Linked DNA regions of Homo sapiens: region 2 is linked to region 1. A link is a contact called in ENCODE Hi-C or POLR2A ChIA-PET data. All regions are on one chromosome and are shown on one strand. Each heading gives the region's core, a stretch centred on a gene start or an enhancer-like site at or near the end of the contact. The rest is flanking DNA. Distances are from core to core; before and after follow the strand shown.

Region 1 (2,555 bases), core at 40-2,539:
AGAGAGCGGCCGGCGCGTCCTCCTCTCTGGGTAAAGCCGCGTTGGTTCCTGCCGCAGCGCTGTGCTTCGGACTCCTAGGGGGCCTCTGGCCGTTTGAATGAATCGACAATATCAGAGTATTGTGGACACTTTTTAATGGGGCCGGGGAGGGGCCGCCGCTGCCGAGAACTGAGGGCGACAGAACAATCCCACCTCTTGTGAGGAGCAGGTCTGCCATTCTGCTTGTCAGTTCTCACCTTCCCCTCCTCCACGGCAAAGAGTCCCTTTCACACCCTTCTGAGTGTGCGGGTGCGCCCAGTTTTACAAGTCCTCTGTCCTGCCAGGGTAGTGGGAGAAGCACGCGATGGGGCTAGCGCCCAGTCCTGCGGGGGCAGGCGCCAAGCTCCCGGGAGTCCGCAAGTCGCTTCCTATATTGGCAAGCTTCAAATGAGACATTAGAATCTCCGGCAACCTTCCTTCAAACCTGAACCGGGGAAGAGAATAAGCCGCCCTATGGCCAAGGCGCAATTGCGTACCCGTGTGTACAGGTCCATGCCCTGTCCCCTACACTCTAATTTTCTCAAAGAAAATTGTTTTGCCAAAAGTAACCCTGAGAAATGCAGACGCTCCAAACGCCCTCTCCACTTCGGATGAAGCCAGCATCTAGTAGGGTCTCCGGCCCTCAAGAAGGTGAGGCAAAGAGATGAATTGTCAGACAGCTGCTTTTAAAAGTGGATTGAGGAAGATGGGATGGGGAGGAGAGGAACCAGCATTATCTCCACCTCAGTAAATTGCTTACATTTCTGCTCAATATTTATGCATTTCGGGTGACAGTCCTGCAGGCTGGGGATGAAAAAGTCCACAAGGAGGAAATCCAAAGTTTGAAGTTGATATTCTCTGTGTCCTGAGCCAAGGTCTGATCTTGAACTCGGATCAAATAGGCGGGTTCTAGGCCTTCTGCAACAGGGCGGGGACAACAAGAGCTCCTTTTCCCCTTTAAAACATGACTGCTGGGAACTCTTGGAAGGATGTGTGTGTGTGTGTGTGTGTGTGTGCGCGCGCGCGCGCGTGTGTGTGTTTTGTGGGGAGGTAAATGCCCCCTCCTCCTGCCTCCCCGCTCTCTATCCCCCCACCCCTTTGTAATGTTTGTCCTGCTTGCCCATCACCAGGGGGTTGAGAGGAGTATGACAGGTCTTTGTTGTCTGAATAAAAATCCGTGGCAGCTCCGGGGAGAGAACTCCTCCTACTAAATTATCAAAAATGGGCTGGCTTTAGTCTCTTAACAAATTGGACACAGCTCAGGCAGGAGCAGTCCCCAACCCAATCTACAGGCACTGGGAACTTGCAAGCAGCCAGGGAACGCTGAAAATAGCACGTCTTTTTCTTTCTTTGTGTTCAAAACTATTTTCTTTCTTCACCAGATTTTGTTTTCCTCCCCCCGCTGCAGTTGTTTCCCATTAGTAACTCGATCTCTCAGAGCAGTAAGATTCGCCTTCTACGCCTCTTTTTCCCTCCGCCCGAATTGTTTGTTTTCTGCACATCTCCTTCAGGGAGCCGCTGAGGCTTCCCCCCAACTCTTCCCAGTTCTTTTTGCTTCCCCTCGGCCCCCCAAGCAGACCGATTTCCACTCCATCTGTTTCTTCTCCTCCTTTCTCTCCCTCTTTCCCTCCATCCTCGAGCGTCTCTGCGCTCCTACAGGGCAGCCCTCTCTGGTCCCTTGCCTCCTTCACTCGGATGAGCTGAAAGCCCCGGGCGTGTGTATATGGAAATAGTGGGGTGCCGAGCAGAAGACAACTCGTGTCCTTTCCGCCCCCCAGCCATGCTCTTTCACGGGATCTCCGGAGGCCACATCCAAGGCATCATGGAGGAGATGGAGCGCAGATCCAAGACTGAGGCCCGTCTGGCCAAAGGCGCCCAGCTCAACGGCCGCGACGCGGTAAGGAAGGGCTCCGCCGCGGCGGTAGCCGGGCACCCCTGCGCCCTCTGTTAAACCAAGCCGACTCCCTGGCCGGTGGAGAACCGGAGCGGCGGGTCGTAGAGACGTCCGCTTGAGGGTGGCGGGTGAGTTTTCTCCCGTCCACCTATGCCTACAGGGCTAAGAAACGGTCGTTTTTCTGAATCGAAATGTCTGCAGCTGGCTATCCTCCGTCGCAGCTGATTCCGAAAGAGCAGGGAGAGGAACTGGGAGGAGGTGGGATGGGGGGTGGTGGCATTCTCTTCTACAGACCTCAAGGTTCCCTTGATTCCGGGGCAGGCGTCTCCCCGGCGAGGATCCGCAGCTCCGAGGGCAAGCTGGGCATAAGCAATAGGAGGACGGCGCGCTGCCGAGGCGTCCGAGCCAAGCAGGAGCCCAGGTGGCCTTAGTCTCTGGGCCTGATGACCGGACCTGTGGAGTAGATTCCGACGCGACTGGGTCATTTCCAGTTCTCTAGACGCTCGGGGCTTGGGACCCCTAACCGAGAGAATCTCAGGGTTTCTGGCATCCCGACTCAGTCCCTCTAAGGAGACAGCACTACGTTTAGCGCCAGGACCCGGCGGGTGTCATGTGTAGGGGGAAATCAAATAAAACATACGGA
Region 2 (2,555 bases), core at 23-2,522, 300 kb after region 1:
CTACTAAGCTGTAAAACGAATGAAATAATGTCTTCTGCAACAACTTGGATGGAATTGGAGGGCATTATTCTAAATGAAGTAAATGAGGAATCAAAAACCAAATACTGCATGTTCTTACTTATAATTGGGAGCTAAACTATGGGTACATAAAGGCATACAGTGTGAGTTAATGGACATTGGAGACTCAGAATGGGGAAGGGTGGGAGGGATGTGAGGGATGAAAAACTACTTTTTGGGTACAGTATATACTATTCCGGTGACAGGTGCATTAAAATCCTAGACTTCACCACTGTACACACATTTTAAAACATCATTATTGTATAAAATAAGTATATAGAATTTTTATTTGTCGATTAAAATAAGTTGAAGCAATTCAGGGTTTATATTTTTGGCAGGAATATCACAGAGGTGATGTTTTCTACTAAGTGCATTGTATTTGGAGGCACATATCTGCATGTCCCATTACTGGTGATGTTAACTTTTGATTATTTGGCTAATGTGATGACTGCCAGGCTCTCTACTATGAAATCACTCTTTTTCCCTTTGTAATTAATATGTGCTTTTTTGGGGCGGGGGGTGGGGTGGGAAATACTATGAGACACTGTAAACTTTGCTGCACTAATCATCCATTGATGATTCTTGCCTGAATCAGTTATTTCTGTGATGACTGGCAAATATTGATTTTTAAATCCCATTGTTCTTGCTTTATTAGGTGGCATTCTTTTGTAAGAAGTAGGTTCCCCCTTTTCACTATTTATTAATTTATATTGTTATTAACTCATAGGTTCTTACTTTATTCAATGGATTATAATTTGTTACTCTCAAATTGTACCAAATGTGGCCGATGGGAACCCATTCAAGCTGGCTTTTATGTCTTTTTGACATGTCCACATTGTTCTTTGAATACTACCTTGTCTTTGGCACAACAAAATGTTTCAGACTCAGCTTGTTCTTTCTCAGCCTGAGTCCTAGAACCAATCATCTCTCCAAAAAGCCCTAATTCCTTTAAATGGAGAAGGGCTTTAAACACCAAGATTGGTATTAGGTTAGTTTAATGTGTTTAACTATAAATGTTGAGACTGGGATACTAGAAACATTCATGGTTCTTTTCAAAGATCTGATAGTTATCCTAGTAGTTCTTAAAAACTCATTCATCATAACACAGAAATGTTAAGAATGAACTATCAACTCTAAGCACTTATTTTTTTGCATTGTCTGATATCGACATGTCACTTGCTTGATTATGGGAAGTACTGGATGACTCAGTTAAATGGAGGCAGGTGAGTGAGGTCAGGAATATTCCTGCTGAATGGTGACTTGGGGCCAAGAAAAATATTAGTTCTGGATTTGAGTGTTCAGACTCTGCCAAGTATCAGTCACCATCAAGTTTCCATGATACCCTTTCATTTTTTAGGTATCACATGTACATACAGCTCAGTCAATAATTTTCCTTTGGATGGGAGTAGTGTTGCTACTTAAATATGATTGATCCTCTTTTTTTGTTATTTATGAGCTGTAGTTGTAATCAATGAAATGTCTTATTAATATTCTCAGAATATTTAAATGGTACATGTAACTAGAAGGAATATTGAGTTTTTGAATAACCTTGAAGATTGAAAAGACACTTTATTTCAGGAAAAGGAAACTATTAATAAGCTTGGACGAATATGCTTCAACTCTAGAATTCTGAAAAAAATCAGAAAACTAAAAACTTCTGAAGCTCTATTTGAAATCTCTCTTCAAATTGGTAAGCACATATTTTGATATTTAAGATTTCATACTGTGTCAATAATTCATTTTAGGGAAACTTTGATAGCATCATGGAATTATTACTTGGAAGCATAAAGAGGAAGTCTATTTAAATAATCTTTGGAAACATAAAGAGGAAGTCCGTTTGAACAACTAGAATCTATGGATATTCTTGGTTAAATTGGATTTACGTTACATTTTAAATTAAAAGTTGAGTTTGAAAGATTATGAGATTGACCAGTCTTTAAATCTTTCTTCATTAAGTATATATAGAATGAAGTATTTTTCTTTGGTTTAACATTCTTTAATATAATTAATTTTTTTTCTGCCTAAAGACCAATTATAAAGTTTTTTTGACAAAAATTATGATCACAGGTAAAATGCACCAATGATTTTTCTTAAAAACATATTTTTAAGCCTCATTAAAAAAACTTTTATATTACACGTTTTAAAACTATATAATTGGCCAAGAATCAGATTAATGTTTTGAAATGTATATTGGTTTATTTTAGGTCAATTTCTGCAAAATAAATTTTCAAAGATTAAATGCACTGAAGATGTCTACAGATGTAGATTAAAGCTTCTTATTTTGATTAAGATTTTAGCTAAGGTAAATATGTTAGCTGTAGTTTTTCAATTCAAATGATATTTAGGGAAAAGTGTATACTTAGCATGATTTAATTTGCTGATAATTATCTTAGGATTTTAGCTTTAGAAAAATTAACTTATTAAATATGGGAACTAGGAAAGGCATTATTTTCATTTAGGGAACTGTGTTATAATGTTATTTCAGTTTTTAAATGAAG

Evidence for each region. A loop is a pair of places that touch in the nucleus more often than their neighbours do. ChIA-PET counts read pairs that join two places held with the same protein, here RNA polymerase II (POLR2A).
Region 2: a map with no recorded cell type shows a loop between it and region 1 (9-fold over the local background). The contact joins the enhancer-like site here to the promoter of LHX9 in region 1. A Hi-C loop is called at or near these places in 1 of 37 single-sample maps with no recorded cell type. POLR2A ChIA-PET finds 5 or more read pairs at or near these places in 3 of 52 experiments (T-cell, activated B cell and naive thymus-derived CD8-positive, alpha-beta T cell).

What each region holds. Positions count from the first base shown.
Region 1 is chr1:197,916,083-197,918,637 of GRCh38, forward strand. LHX9 (LIM homeobox 9) reads left to right here and starts at 1,290. Exons shown (of 5, transcript NM_020204.3): 1 at 1,290-1,915. The coding sequence starts at 1,742. RefSeq lists an enhancer at 1,861-2,555.
Region 2 is chr1:198,219,364-198,221,918 of GRCh38, forward strand. All of the region lies in intron 1 of NEK7 (NIMA related kinase 7), which reads left to right. Among named protein-coding and RNA genes, the nearest start is that of NEK7, 64 kb to the left of the region's middle. Within about 2 kb of position 1,273, at least 3 of the 41 ENCODE cell types and tissues checked have a DNase peak (open chromatin) inside an H3K27ac peak, as active enhancers do.